2 separate regions of the Homo sapiens genome follow, and region 2 is linked to region 1. Evidence: read pairs that join two places in POLR2A ChIA-PET (ENCODE). Cell type or tissue: PC-9. All regions are shown on one strand.

Region 1 (8,000 bases):
CACAGTGTGGACATCCTTCTAGAGATTTCTCCCCTTCTAGTATAGGCAGAAATGGTAACGACAACAGTGTATGTAATAGAAACATGCCTATACTATACATGGGCATGGCAAACCTTCCTCTGGGCATAGACATTTGCAGCATTTGCAATGATAACATAACAGCAGAGCAATCAGTGTTGACAGAATTGTAAGTAGGCTTATAAATTGTATCCACATTTACTTATCCGGATATGGTCCTCTTAGCTTCGACTGTGCGTAGACTAGTCAGCTTCCAGGATGTGACTAGAGCAGAGCTTGCAGGATCCTCAAGCTTCAGCCGTGCATAGACTGACCATCCTCCGGTGTGGTCAGAGCAGGCCAGTTGTCCTTCTTACCGGTGGTTGGGTTTCGCCGTAGGACTATTCAGGTGGGGCGATCTGGGTCTTGTTGGTTAATCCACTGGTTATCATCGGGAGTCTCTGTTGCCACTGGTTTCTGCTGGCTATGGTGAATCCAAGGTGTGACACCTGCAACTTTAACAGCAGTGGAAGCAGACATGATTACAATACGAGACCTATCCTGTATGGGTCCCAGAATGGTTGGATTCCATTATTTTAGCTTAAACAAAATCCTTAGGTTTGAAAGGGTGTACTGGGTCTGTTAGACTTATAGGCATTTTTCTATACCCAGTCATGCATTCTTACATGGCCATACTTAAAGTCTGCATTTGCCTTCTTAAAGTTAGTTCTTCTAGTTTACAGAGATTACCTTTAATCTGTCTTATGATGGGTGGGTGGGTGGCCGGCCGAAAAAAATCTCAGAGGGCGAATACCCAGTTTGTTTGGTGGAGGTGCACCTGACTTGGAGGAGGACCATGGGCAAGACCTGATCCTACTTTTGATGAGTTTTTTTGACACAATTTCTTCAGTAGCTGTTTGAGTGTCTGGTTCATGCGTTCCACCTTCCCTGAACTCTGTGGTCGATAGGCTGTGTGCAGTTTCCATTTGATCTTTAAAAGTTGAGTTAGCTGTTGTACAACTTCTGCCACAAATGCAGGACCGTCGTCTGATCCTAGGGTTAGAGGCGACCCAAACCTTGGTATGATGTCTTTCAGTAGCACCTTTGTCACCTCTTGTGTCTTTTTAGTTCCGGTGGGGAAGGCCTCAACCCACCCCGAGTAGGTGCAAACAAACACTAGCATATACTGGTAACCTCCTGCTCAAGGCAACTCGGTAAAGTCTATAAGCAGGTTCTCACAAGGCACAGCTCCTACTTCCTGAATTCCTGGAGGTTGAGTAGGTCCTCGTTTTGGATTACTCCGGGCACAAGATAGACATTGTTCACAAACAGCACGGGTCATGGCAGACAGCCATGGCACATAGAGATGCCAACCTATCCAAGTCTCTAGAGCTGTCCTTCCAATGTGTGTTCCTTGATGGATCTGCTTCACAAACCTTGGGGCTATTGTCTCTGGGATGGCTAGCCTCCTGTCAGAGCCACCATCCACCTTTAATATATTTTTTTGTTTCCTGACCAAACCAAGCTGTTTCACTTGAAGAGTAATTGGGTACCTCCGGCAAAGGGGGCTCTATAAGGAGAGGCGTTGCTATAGGTCTTTCTTCAGGTAAAGCCTTGCTCATTGATGCCCGCAGAGCCTCTAGGTCTGCCTTTCTGTTGCCCTGTGATTCATAGCTTTTTTCCATTTAGTGTTCTTTGCAATGAATGACAGCCACCTTTTCTGGAGCCTATATGGCTTCTAATAATTGCAAAATTTCCTCTTTATTTTTTTTTTTAATTTTTTTTCCTTTAGTAGTCAAAAGTCCTCTCTCTTTGCATGTTGCCCCATGGGCATGCAGGGTTGCAAAAGCATATCTTGAATCAGTATATATATTTACTTTCTTCCCCTTGTCCAATAACAGTGATCCGGTTAATGCTATTAATTCAGCCTTCTGAGCAGAAGTCCCAGAAGGTAAGGCTTGAGCCTCAACTGCTGAGTGTTGGGTCACTACGGCATACCCTGCATATCGTACCCCATCTGTTATGAAACTGCTACCATCAGTGAAGTATTCAACATCTGGGCTCTCCAAGGAGGATATCTCTGAGATCTTCCTGGCTCGAGAACACTTCATCCACCGTATTTAGGCAACAGTGGAGAAGGTCCTGCCAGCAGCGAGGCAACCTACCGTCCTTCCAGTCGGGTTCCTCCACAGGCAGCAGGGGAACTGGGTTCAAGGTATTTACAGTCTCCAGTGTTATCTGGGGATTTTTACACAGAAGCCCTTGATACTTTAGCATTCTAGAGTTGGACAGCCAATGATGTCCTCTTTGCTCCATTAAGGTGACTACAGCATGTGGCACCCGAACTATTAACTTCTGACCTAGGGCTAGCTTGTTGGCATCTTTTAGAAGGATTGCAGTAGCTGCCAACGCCCTGAGGCAGTGGGGCCAACCTAAGGCCACCAAGTCCAGTCTCTTGGATAAGTGTGTTACCGGCCGATGCTAAGAGCCCAGCTGAGTTACGACTCCGACTGCCATTCCCTTTCGTTTATTCACATACAAAAAAAGGGCTTTTTAATATCTGGCAACCTTAGCGCCGGGGCTTGGATGAGAGCTTCGTTTATATCTTTGAAGGCCTTTTCCTATTCCTTTTCCCATAGGAGGGGCTCTCTTTCTTTTCCTTTGGTAGCCTCATATAAGGGCTTTGCTATAAGGGAGAAGTTTGGAATCCAGATTCGGCAGAATCCCGCCGCACCTAGAAATTCCCTGACCTGTGGGTGGGCAATGCACCTACAGCCTCCTTGCGTGCACTTCCAAGCCTGCACTGGCCTTGGGATACCATGAATCTTAGCTATCCAACCTGCTGAAAAAAGACTTTTGCCTTGTCCTTGGACACTTTGTAAACTGGCCTGTATTCACCATTTGGCTTCTGCACAGGCAGCAGAGGAGTATTCCAGGAGGACTTGCATTTCAGTATAATCCTATGTTCACAGAGCCGATTTAAATGTTTCGTTATGCCATCAATTGCCTCTCTGGGTAGTGGGTATTGACGGACTTGTACCGGGGAACATAAGGGCTAAGCTCTACTACGACCGGGGGTCTGTTTGCAGCAAGTCCAGGGAGGTTGTGCTCGGTCCATACACCTGGTACCTTGAAAAGCATTCCCCGCATATTGTGTAGGTCCGCCTCCAGTGGCCTTCTGGCACACAGTTTATAGAGCCGCCATTTCTCAGTTCTTGAGACAGTTATAGTCAAAACCATTGCCTTAAACTTTCTAAACTCTAGTGTCATATTCTCTTTAGGTGTAAAGGAGATTTGTGCCTGCAGTTTCTGGAGTAAGTCTCTTTTCAACAAGGGCACTGGATAATTTGGCATATATAGAAACTCATGCTGCACTTTTTGTCCCCCAATAATACATCTCCTGGATTTGCAAAAAGGCCTCTTTTCTTTGGCGCCAGTAGCCCCTACGATAGTAGCACAGTTCTTTGTGGGGGGACTAATTGGTGAGTTACCACAGAGAAATCAGCACCAGTATCGACCAAAAAATCCATTAATTGGCCCCCTACTTCCATAGAGACTATAGGCTCCCCGGGGCCTAAAAGGATGGAGCCCGGTCTATCAGTCCTCTAAATTCTCAGCCCCCGCTAAGCCGATCAGATCAGGATCTGCCTTTGAAGCATGACAACTAGCAACCGAACGCTGCACTCGGGTGTTAGACCATTGACCATTTTCCTTATTCTTTTGACATTTATCCTTCTAGTGTCCTTTCCTTTTGCACTGTCCGCATTAATCTCTCTCTAGCCTCGGCCGGCTTTCAAACTCCTGTCCAGACTAGCCTTTTCCACGACTGTGTTCACGCCCACGTCCCTGCCTCCTTGCAAAGCCAGCTTCTCTTCCTGTAAGGGCTGCTGCTAGTAAATTAGCCTTTCTTAAGCCTCCGATCAGCTTTCTTTTTTGCCTCTTGATCTCAGTTAATGTACACCTTGGTAGCCACCTTAATAAGCTGAGTAGCATTCACGCCTACGGAGCTTCTAACTTCTGCAATGTATGCCGGATATCTCCTTGGGCCTGTCTTACAAATGCTGTATCCACCACGTGCTGATTTTCAGCAGCCTTAGAGTTAAACGGAGTGTACAACCAAAATGCCCACAAAGTCTTTTTTAAAACTGGTTGGTGCTTTTATCTGCACCCTGGAGCACCTCTGAGATTTTTTTTATATATATATATATATTGGTTACCTTTTTCTTTTACCATCCTTTAGCCTTTGGCAGAAGTGCTTCTCGGCAATTTTGTAGGGGTTGAAGCTGGACTGCATCATCTGGGTCCTAGTGGGGGTCCTTTTGTCCTCTTAAGAGGCATAAGCATAACTTGGGCACGGCCAGACCTGAGACGGCCTGCCTGACTTTTTTGTAACCTTTCACTTTAACTTCCTGGAGCTCTGATTTTTTCTTCTGGGAGCCTGTATTTCTTTGAACTTAACTCCTTAGGGGCAGTTAGCCTTGGTAAAGGGGGGTAGATTGGAATGTAGGGAGGAGGGGTCTTTATTCCCTTCTGTGGTTCTTGCAAAACCAGTTTTCTCTTTCCTGAGACTTTTCTTTTGTCTCCATAGTTCCTGGCACAGCTGATTTTTACTTTCACTTTTGGCTTTTACTTTTCACTTTTTACTTGTGGAGTTACAAGGCTCTGTGACTTTCCCTTTAACTCTGTAGCTGCCAGCACAGCTGGTGTCTCTCGCCATGAGCTGCGAGCGTTCTACAATAAACTGCTAGGCAGGGCTGCATTCATTTAGCCATGAATCAATACAAAGACTAGGTCTGAATGCCCTGGTGGTCCTCCAACCCTAGTCACCACCTTAAAACACACGGCCAATTTCTCTGTAGTGCCTTCGGCCAGTCGTCCAACACTAAAAGAGGGCTATTCTAATTCACAGTATGTCCTTAAATTTTGAGCATCCAGTTTCATCCCATAATCACCTCTAAATCCTTTTTAAAAATTTTTTTATCATGCACTCCAAAGGAGTTGGTTTCGACGCTTTTCCTCCCATTTCCTCCCTTGCGGCGCACTTTCACTCTCACTTTTACTCTCGGGTCCACCAGACTGGGTCCTATTACGGGAGTTTTGGACGCTGCTTAGCCAGGAACGTGCCTTCCCCTCTCACAGCCTGCTGCAGCGGTGGACCTGGTCCTATCAGCCGTATACAACGTTCTAGGTCTGGTTTCCCCCACACTGGCCTCGGAACACAACCCGCACTAAGGGATCTGTGCCTCCCCTCGTCACTCCCCGCGTTGGCCTCTCCCGAGACCATCTCTTTCACACACTTTCACACACCTCCCCTACCCCAGGACTCCTCATCGGATGAAACAGGCCTCTCCATGTGCCGGGTGAGCCTAGTTAGGCTCCCACATTCACACACATACACACACCACTCCTACCCCAGGACTCCTCATTGGACGAAACGAGCCTCTCTCATGTCCCGGGTAGGTTCACACGCACATACCCACTCCCAGTTCGGGTGGCAAGAGTGCCAGCAAGCTCTTCCTTGCTGCACTTGCCGCTCTATCGGCCTATTTTCTCCTTTCCACCTTATTAGTGGGGACACAAGCTTCATCCAAATTGGCAGGCCATTCCTGCCGCCCCCCAGCCACTCTGGGTTGGATTAGTGATTGGTCCCCGGGAGGTGATCAAGCTCCCCTTCGCCCCTATGAGACGGGCTTTCCTGCCTTGGGCCTTTTTTCCTTACCGTGGTTCCTGAAGTGCTGGTATCGTCCTGCAGCCCAGTCTCCGGTTCTGTTGCGCTGCCGGGCAGGGCACTGGGACGCGGGGAGAGCCAGTCTCCATCCAGGTGAAGCTCCCCCATGGCGCGCCTTGGATGCCGGGTCTCCCCGAGCCCCAGGGCCCTAAGTCCCCCAGGCAAAGGAGACAGTAAATCTGTCGTCTCCAGTTCCTGTACGGGCCACCAGAAATGCAGTGGGATAATTAAAGAATCAGAGAGACCGAGGGGTTGAGGAGGAATTATTCAATTATTTAGATGCACCGACCGAGTCGGATTAACATTTAAAGGACTGAGCCTTGAACAAAGAGTCAAGCTACCTTTTAAGCATTTTGTGGGGCGAGGGGAGATCTGTGCAGGGGGAAGCCTATTATAGAAACGAGAAGCAAAGACAGTTATTTAACTGAGACATGCATTATATTACTTTTTACTTTTTAAGGAACAACATGTTTTATGACTTGAGATTATCTGTCTAGTGACCTTACAGCTGCATAGCTAGAGAAACAGTCTTCACAATGCCTGGGAAAGGGAGAGAGAAGGCTCACTAGCCACAGAAAAACAGGCAGTTGATTTTAAAGGACTCCAGCTCTTTCTCTTCTTCAGGGGGAATTGGGTTTTTTACATGTAACTGAGTTTTTGCTCACACATTCTTTAATTTCTTTTAATTTCTGTTCCAATATAGCTAAGTAAAACAACAGCATTCCAGAACAGCATTATACTATGCAATTTTGGTCCCTATGTAACCGAATGCAGGTGTGGATGCTTGCTGCTTGCAGAGTCCAATTAACAAGAGCAAGGTCTGGTAGAAAGAAAGTGATTTCATTATCCAAAACTAGTAAAGGGGCCGGGCGCGGTGGCTCATGCCTGTAATCCCAGCACTTTGGGAGGCCAAGGTGGGCAGATCACCTGAGGTCAGGAGTTCAAGACCAGCCTAGCCGACATGGCAAAACCCCGTCTCTCCTAAAAAATACAAATATTAGCCAGGCGTGATGGCAGGCACCTGTAATCCCAGCTATTCGGGAGGCTGAGGCAGGGAGAATGGCTTTAACCCGGGAGGCGAAGGTTGCAGTGAGCCAAGATCGCACCACTGCACTCCAGCCTGGTGACAGGGTGAGACGCTGTCAAAAAAAACCTAGTAAAGGGAAAGCAGCCAGATTCCCATCCAAAGCAACCACTTCAATTTTTGAGGGGAAGGCAGGGGTTTAAAAAGGGAAAATTTGATAAGCAAGGCATTCAAGAACTGTGGTAAATACAACATATGTGTGTCTCGTTCTGGTGGCTCTCTTGGGTCCCAGTCCACCTGGTGTGTGGGCTGGCGTCATCTCAACAATGGCCAGGTTGTTAACTAGCTGCCTTGAAGTCATCTCTGGAATTTTGCAGCTGGGTCTCCAGGCTTGGTCTGTCTGTCTCAAGATTAGTGCCTGGAAGTTCTAGGAAGGCACAATTAGATACTAGTATACAATTAGATAAATGTGAAGGGAGTATATATCGTGAGAAAAGGAGGGTCATGGAGTCTGTTTTAAGGCTAAGGGAAAAGGTTTCTACAGTTTGCTTCCAGGTTATATCTTGAAATTCAAGACAAAAAAAAAGTTTTAAAATGCACTTTGAAGTTAAGCTGCCTGGTGACACATTTGTCCATACAAGTATGAGCGCCTCGAAAGGAAGAGATATCAAAGCATTATCAATGGGTAAGTGGGTATCTCTACTTGATTTTTCATTTTTTTCTACTCTATATTATTTGAGTTGTTCTTTGACAATGAGCATTTTTTATTATATATACATCATGAACTGATATTAAAGTCAAGCTGATTAACGTGTCCATCTCATCTTGTGTGTGTGTGTGTGTGTGTGTGTGTGTGTGTGTGTGTAATCAGATCCCTCGGACTTATTCATCCTATGTAACTGCAATAAACTTTTGTTTTTTCTTTTTTTTTGAGACAGGGCTCTCTCTGTCACCCAGGCTGGAGTGCAGCCTGGACTTCCTGGACTCAGGTGATCCTCCCACCTCAGCCTCCCAAGTAGCTGGGACTATAGGGACGTGCTGCCACATCTGGTTAATTTTTTCTTTTTTGTAGAGACAAGGTCTCACTATGTTGCCCAGGCTGTTCTCGAAAACCTGGGCTCAAGTGATCCTCCCACCTCGGCCTCCCAAAGTGCTGAGATTATAGGTGTGAGCCACCTCGCCCGGACAGCATGTATTTCTTACATTAGAAAAAAAATAAAATGAGAATCAGAAAAAATAAAATGAGAATCA
Region 2 (8,000 bases), 280 kb after region 1:
GTGCTTCTTTCACATTTCATGTCTGTATCAAAACACCTCATGTACCCAATAAATATATACACCTACTATGTACCCACAAACATTGAAAATAAAAATAAAAGAAAAAATACTCCCAAGAGGAAGCCAGACTTTTGCCCATGTAGCTTATGCATTCAGGGTTCCACTACCTTTTGCCCTCCCTCAGGGCACTGGTGTCCACAGGGCAAACCTGCCCTGTGTCCTTGAAGGCCAAATAGGGATGCTATTTCTTTCTTTCTTTTTTTTTTTTTTCTTTTTTTGAGATGGAGTCTTACCCAGTCGCCCAGGCTGGAGGGCAGTGGCACAATCTCAGCTCACTGCAACCTCCACCTCCCGGGTTCGAGTCATTCTTCTGCCTCAGCCTCCTGAGTAGCTGGGATTACAGGTGTACAGCTACACAAAGAAGCAGGCACAGTGAGGGCGACTGAGAGCAGTAGCACTTGGTTTCTGGGCCACCTCTGGACCCCAGAGCTGGATGGGATCCCAAGTCCAGTGCTGGCCACCATGGTGCTATAGGCTACAGAATCTCTTTGGGGTCCGGCAGGGGCAGTGATGGACTCACTGCTTGGCCTAACAGACTGAATCTGTGGCCTGTTGCTTTCCCCAGATCCCTGAGCCTGTTTCTCTAGCCTTCCCAGTAATTCTGAGAGCTTCCCAATAGCCTTTCAGTAAATGTATGTTCTGCTTCTAAATGCCAAATATCAGTTTCTGTTGCAACCAAAACCCGTGACTGATACACTTGTTTCTGGTAAAATTCCCAGGATGACTCCAGCTCTACCTGACATTTGTGCACGTCCACTTCCTCTTTCCCACCTTCTGCTGACCTTGCCACTTGAATGTGCTGCACCTCTGCTGAAACTTGGCTCCTGCCTGCCCTCCAAGGCTGCTGCAGCCTCGGTTCCTCTTTCCTGGGTCTCCACTGCCTCTTTCTAGCCCCCTCTACCCCAGGTTCAGGTGACCTGTGCTCCCAGCCCATCCTGAGGCCTAGACAGGTTGGGCAGTCATCCTAACCCTGTCATGATGTCAGCAGTGGGCCTCGTGCTGGCAGGGCAGAGTCCTCAGATGCTGGAAGGGAGGGTCACCAGGAGGAAAGAGGGACACAGGCAAAGAGATAGGAAAGTTGCAGAGGCTCCCTTTTTTGTTTGTTTGCTTGTTTGTTTGTTTGCTTGTTTTGAGACTCAGTCTTGCTCTGTCCAGGCTGGAGTGCAGTGGCACCATCTTGGCCCACTGCAACCTCTGCCTCCTGGGTTCAAGCTGATTCTCCTGCCTCAGCCTCCCGTGTAGCTGGGATTACAGGTGTGTGCCATCACACCCAGCTAATTTCTTTTTAGGCGGGTCTCACTCTGTCACCCAGGCTGGAATACAATAGCTCAATCATAACTAACTGTGGCCTCAAACTCCTGTGCTCAAGTGATCATCCTGCCTCAGCCTCCCAAGTAGCTGAGATTACAGGTGTGAGTCACTACACCCAGCTAATTTTTTTTTTTTTTAAGTGGAGATGGGGTCTCACTATGTTTCCCAGGCTGGTCTTGAACTCCTGGCCTCAAGCAGTCCTCCTGCCTCAGCCTCCCAAAGTTCTGGAATTAGAGGCGTGAGCCACCATGCCTGGGGTATTTTTATATTTTATCTAACAACATGAGTTTTCATTTATGGAGTTCCTGCATTGTTCTGGCCCTTTAGAGGCATGACTTCACAATAATACATTGATGTAGGAACTATGATCATCCCCATTTTCAGATGAAGAAACAAGTGTTTAAATAGGTTAAAAGAGGCCGGGCATGGTGTCTCACACCTGTAATCCCAGCACTTTGGAAGACCAAATCTGGCACATTGCTTGAGGCCCAGGGTTCAAGACCAGACTGGGCAACATGGTGAAACCCCGTCTCTACAAAAAATACAAAAATTAGCAGGGCAAGGTGGTATGCACCTGTAGTCCCAGCTGGTAGGGAGGCTGAGGTGGGAGGATTGCTTGAGCCTGGGAGGCGGAGGTTGCAGTGAACCGAGATTGCACCACCACACTCCAGCCTGGGCAGCAGAGCAAGACTCTATCTCAAAAAAAAAAAAAAGAAAAGAAAAGAAAAAGATGTGAAAAGACATGGAAGGTGGGGTGCAGTGGCTCATGCCTGTAATCCCAGCACTTTGGGAAGCTGAGGCGAGTGGATCACCTGACATCAGGAGTTCGAGACCAGCCTGGCCAATATGGTGAAACGCCATCTCTACTAAAAATACAAAAATTAGCCAGGCATGGTGGCGGGCACCTGTAATCTCAGCTACTCAGGAGGCTGAGGCAGGAGAATCATTGAACCCAAGAGGAGGAGGCTGCAGTGAGCTGAGATTGCACCACTGCACTCCAGCCTGGGCAACAGAGCAAGACTCCGTCTCAAAAAAAAAAGAAAAAAAGAGATGGAATGTGATGATGCCTGGTATTTCCTTCAAAATAAGTGGGAGCAAAGGGGATAAGTAGAGTATAGATGAAATAAAGTTACAGTGGGTTAATGATTATTCAAGCTGGATAATGAGTATATGGAGGTTCATCATACTAATGTGTGTCATTCATATATATTTGAAGCTTTCCATAATTAAAAGTTGTTTTTAGTCTGATCTAAGTCATACAACTATAAATGATGAAATTAGGTTTTGATCCCAGGCCCTCCTAACTTCAGAGCCTGCTCTCTTAACCTCTATGCTGGATACCTGGCAAGGTGCCTAAAAAGAGCTAAGCAGAAAAGATAAGTGATTTTCAGAGAATTCAGAAGGGATTTGGAAGCCTCTCAATTAATTTCTGCTCCGTTTTCTAGGTACTTCATGGGAAGGATCAACATAAGTAGAGCCAGATATTAATACCCCTCACCCAGAGCTTCTTATACAGAAGATGCCCTCCTTTTTTCTGCCTGCTTCTGAGTAGGTGCAGAAGCACCCATGAGAGAGTGGTTGGCAGCCAAAGTTTTCTAAAAACACCCAGGCAACAGCTGTCCTTGGCTGTCACCTGACTCACCAGGCCCTGAGTCAGCACCACTCCCCGACACAGCCTCCCCTGCTGAGCCAGATCTGACCTGCCCTTTCCTGGCTGAGCTGAACTAGTTGGGCCAGCCCAGCCCTGCACTATCCCAGCATTCTCCTCAGTGGGCAGCTTCTTGCTCCCTTACATGCATCTGGAGTTCCCACCCATGTGCTACCCTTGTCATCCAGGGCAGCAACCATATGCCTGAAACTCTAGCTCTGAAGAGAGCTAAAAGGCCCGCTCCATGTCCTCAGAGGCATGAACAGGGATCTGGAATCTGTGTCTGGATACAGATGACATAGGATGGCCTGGGCGCCAGCATCTTCCACCATCTGCAGAGGAAAGTCTTCCCTCTCTGGGTATCTCTGGGATTTGCTTTAGGCAAATAACCAGAATGAAATGTAAAGACACCCCCCTATTCCTGCAGAGCAGGATTCTAACACTAGGTTCAGTCCCAGAAGAGAACAAGTCTGGGGCAATATGAAGACCAAGATTTTGCTTCTGTGTTTGGTCTGTGTTTCTGTGAAAAACTCTCATGGATCATCTCATCTCAGCCTTTTCTTGGCCTAAACATGAAGCTACAGTAAGTGCTGACATATTCTCCAGGCATTCGTAGAGACTGAGCCTGGCACCATAATTGGAGGACACAGACACTGACCTCATTCCTAAGTCATTAAGGTGACACCTGCTTCCAACCTCAGACCTCCAGGCCACCCTGCTCTGAATCCTGGCCCTGCCACTGAGGCATACATGATCTTGAGCTAGTAACTAACCTTTGTGAGTCTCAGTTTTTCTCATCCGTACAGTAGGAATACAATACCTACCTTGCAGGTTGTCGTGAGGGTCAGACAAAGTAGTGCATGTGAAGCACTTTGTGGGTGAACAATAAAAATCTGTGTCCTTGCCTGGTGCAGTGGTGCATGCCTATAATCCCAGTACTTTGGGATGCTGAGGCCGGAGGATGGCTTGAGCCCAGGAGTTTGAGACCAGCTTGGGTAACATGGCGAAACCCTCTCTCTATAAATCCGGAAAAAATGGCAGGTGCAGTGGTGCATGCATGTAGTCTCAGCTACTCAGGAGGCTGAGGTGGGAGGATTGCTTGAGCCCAGGAGTCAGAGGTTGCAGTGAGCTGAGATCATACCACTGCATTCCAGCCCAGGCGACAGAGTAAGACCTTGTTTTAAAAAAAGGCTGGGTGCAGTGGCTCCTGCCTGTAATCCCAGCACTTTGGGAGGCCAAGGCAGGCAGATCACAAGGTCAAGAGATCGAGACCATCCTGGCCAGCATGGTGAAATGCCATCTCTATTAAAATTTAAAAAATTAGCTGGGCATGGTGGCATGTGCCTGTAGTCCCAGCAACTCAGGAGGCTGAGGCAGGAGAATTGCTTGAACCCGGGAGTCGGAGGTTGCAGTGAGCTGAGATTGCGCCACTGCAACCCTGCCTGGCGACAGAGCAAGACTCTATCTAAAAAAAAAAAAAAAAAAAAAATCAGTGTCTTTCACTTTGCCTTGTTCCTTGGGACCAGCTCTTATTCAAACTGTACTGATATCAAAGCTTTTAGGCCTGAGACCAAGCTCTGCCCAGCTCTCCACTCTTGATTCTGGGCATTCACACCAGAGTCCCAATACCTTCCCACTGATTCCCACGTCAAAAGACAAAATTCCAACAAATTTAGTTTAAACATTTTAACTGGCTTTCATTTGAAATTCCAGAATTGGGCAATATCTCATTCTACAAGGCAGAGTGAATGTTCCCATGAGCCGAGCAGAGGAGGTTGGTTTTAGAGACAGAAAGCAGAAACAAAACGAAAAGTGGATTCGTCGTTTCAAAGTTACTTTTCTCATAAAGGTTAAAGCAGAGGGGACTTCCTTATCACGCTGGCTAAAACTGGCCTTTTTGGAAATTTGGCTATTATCTCTCATTCTCCTGATTTCTTAGAAGGTCAGATAAACTTAATTTCAGCTTGGTGACATGAAACTTCAGCATGAGTAACTTCATTTTGGTTTGGTCTGTTGGACCTAGTGCAGGAGCTCAGTCCAAACCAATGGTCTCCAATAAATTGTATTTATACCTACATGGGCCAGTTGTTTTCTGGTCGTCTGCCAGCCCAGACCACACCACAGTCCTGACTTCATAATTCCATGCACTTTTTTTTTTTTTGAGATGAAGTCTCACCCTGTATCCTAGGCTGTAGCTTAATGGCATGATTTCGGCTCACTGCAAACTCCGCCTCACGGGTTCAAGCGATTCTCCTGCCTCAGTCTCCCAAGTAGTTGGGATTACAGGTACCCGCCACCATGCCCGGCTGACTTTTGTATTTTTATTAGAGACGTGGTTTCACCATGTTGGCCAGGCTGGTCTCAAACTCCTGACCTCAAGTGATCTGCCCGCTTTGGCCTCCTAAAATGCTGGGATTACAGGCGTGAGCCACCATGCCCAGCCCTTCATAATTCCATGCACTCTTAATTTGTGTCTGTCCCACTGGCTACTACCACACAGTTGGATCTGATAATTTCTGTGTACTCTCTCACTAACTCATTCCCTTCTTCCTCCTTTTCTTTAGCCTTAAAACTCCTGAAGGTGGGTTTTCCAGGGCCCCTTCTCCCATCACTGCCTTTTGTGTATTCTCATTGCTAAGGACCCACTGTCTTGAGTCTCCTGCAGGCAAACAGCCAGCTCTACCCCTTCCCCTTCTTTCCTCCAGGCTCCCCTGCCAGGGGAGGGATGTTATAGCTCTCTTACCAGCGTCAGGACTTTGTCTAATCACTCCAGTTTTTCAATCTCTCTTAAAGTGTGGGAGCCACAATCAGGCATGATATGCCAGGCATGGTTTGACCTGGTGTAGTAGAAAAGACGACCACATTTTTCATTGTACACATGTACTGGTGTTAATGTAACCTAAGTGTAGATTAGGATTTTGGCAACTGTGTCATGATGTTTGCTCTAATAGGTTTGTGGCCAGCTAAAAATCCTAGGCCTTTTTTCACAAACTGCAGATAAGTCTCTACATTTTGTACTGATATAGCTGACTTAATAATATCTAACTTTAATAATTCCTTAAAAATAATTTTTTTATGTTTTTGAGGCAGGGTCTCACTCTGTTGCCCAGGCTGGAGTACAGTGGCGCAGTCTCGGCTCTCTGTAGCCTCAACCTCCTGGGCTCAAGCAATCCTCCCACCTCAGCCCCTCAAGTAGCTGGGACTAAAGGAGCACACCACCACACCCTGCTAATTTTTGTATTTTTTGTAGAGACAGGGTTTTGCCATATTGCCCAGGCTGTTTTTGAACTCCTGAGTTCAAATGATCCTCCTGCCTCAGCCTCCCAAAGTACTGGGATTACAGGTATGTACCACCACACCCAGCCTAACTTTAATAATTCATCAATTTATCACTATTATAAATAACTTTGGTTCTTTAACAAATAAATTGTGAGGAAAAAAAAAGTGTCAGAGGGGTGATTTGTAGATAAAAGAGACTTTCAACCAATTGCAATGTGTGGGCCGGGAGCAGTGGCACACACCTGTAATCCCAGCACTTTAGGAGGCCGAGGCGGGCAGATCATGTCAGGCCAGGAGTTTGAGACCAGCCTGGGCAATGTGATGAGCTTTATCTCCACAAAATTAATAATACAAAAAAATCAGCTGGGTATGGTGGTGCATGCCTGTGGTCCCAGCTATTTGGGAGGCTGAAGTGGGAGGATTACCTGAGACCAGGAGGCAGAGGTTGCAGTGTGCCAAGACTGTGCCACTGCACTGCAGCCTGGGTGGAAACCTTGTCTCTCTCTCTCTGTCTCTCTCTCTCTGTCTCTGTCTCTGTCTCTCTCTCTCTCTCTCTCTCTCTCTCTCTCTATATATATATATATATATTTATGTATATATGTGTGTGTATATATATATGTGTTTATGTATATATATATATATATTTTTTTTTTTTTTTTTTTTTGAGACATAGTCTCACTGCAATGCCTAGGCTGGAGTGCAATGGTACAATCTCAGCTCACTGCAACCTCCACCTCCCAGGTTCAAGTAATTCTCCTGCCTCAGGCTCCTGAGCATTTGGGATTACAGGCAACTGCCACCACACCCAGATAATTTTTGTATTTTTAGTAGAGACGGGGTTTCACCATATTGGCCAGGCTGGTCTTGAACTCCTGACCTCAAGTGATCTGCCTGCCTTGGCCTCCCAAAGTGCTGAGATTACAGGCATATGCCACCAGGCCCGGCCTCACCTCCTCATTTTAAAATTGATAATATAACCAGGAGATGATTGGTCTTTGCTCTCACTCCTTATACAACTCAAGTCCAAACTGAGAACTTTGTTTGCATCCCCTCCAATACATCCAAATTCAAAAATACCTATGACTAAGGAGATTTTACTGAAGGCTTCATGGGAAGACAGAAGAGGATTACATCACACACCATAAAGCAAAGCTTAATTAGATCCCTCCACTCCACTAGCTAAACCTGTTCTCCCTCCAAAAGTTTTCTCCCTTACTACCATATTGCCAACTTTCCTCCCTTCATCTCTTTCCGTATACAACTTCTGAATTCCCTCTTTTCTTCCAGACCATTCAGTTATGGTCCCAAGTTTATCACCTCATATCATTTGCATTCAACAAAACAAAAGCACAATAGTTACCTAAAAAGCAACTATTTTTCCTCAAGCATGCTCCTTGGGAAAGTGGGAGGTATCTCAGTTCATGGCAATAGAGCCCATGTCAATAATAAATATTTCCTGGAGGCTTGTTAAGAATAAGATGCTGGGCTAAGCATCTGACAAAATGATCTCATGTCATGTAGTTCATTAGTGGCAAATCTAGTATAGAACTTTAATTAGAAAGGTTAAATCACAACTTTTTTTTTTTTTTTTTTTGAGACAGAGTCTCGCTCCCACTGTCACCTGGGCTGGAGTGCAGTGGTACGATCTCAGCTCACTGCAACCTCTGCCTCTCGGGTTCAAGTGATTCCCCTGCGTCAGCCT

What was found. Peaks named below come from ENCODE experiments on the same cell type or tissue, not always from the same donor. Only the 100,000 strongest peaks of a DNase experiment are listed, where the experiment ranks them.
Region 2: POLR2A ChIA-PET joins it to region 1 with 6 read pairs; 2 of 35 experiments call an interaction of 5 or more read pairs at or near these places.

What each region holds. Positions count from the first base shown.
Region 1 is chr2:26,296,343-26,304,342 of GRCh38, reverse strand. LOC105374334 (a long non-coding RNA gene) reads right to left here and starts at 5,294. Exons shown (of 4, transcript XR_939853.3): 1 at 221-5,294. In PC-9, no CTCF peak of the experiment used is centred here; DNase peaks (open chromatin) are centred at 1,272 and 4,552; H3K4me3 peaks cover 1,996 bases; H3K27ac peaks cover 1,508 bases.
Region 2 is chr2:26,013,336-26,021,335 of GRCh38, reverse strand. No RefSeq gene overlaps it. Among named protein-coding and RNA genes, the nearest start is that of RAB10, 17 kb to the left of the region's middle. In PC-9, no CTCF peak of the experiment used is centred here; DNase peaks (open chromatin) are centred at 3,015 and 7,435; H3K27ac peaks cover 2,249 bases.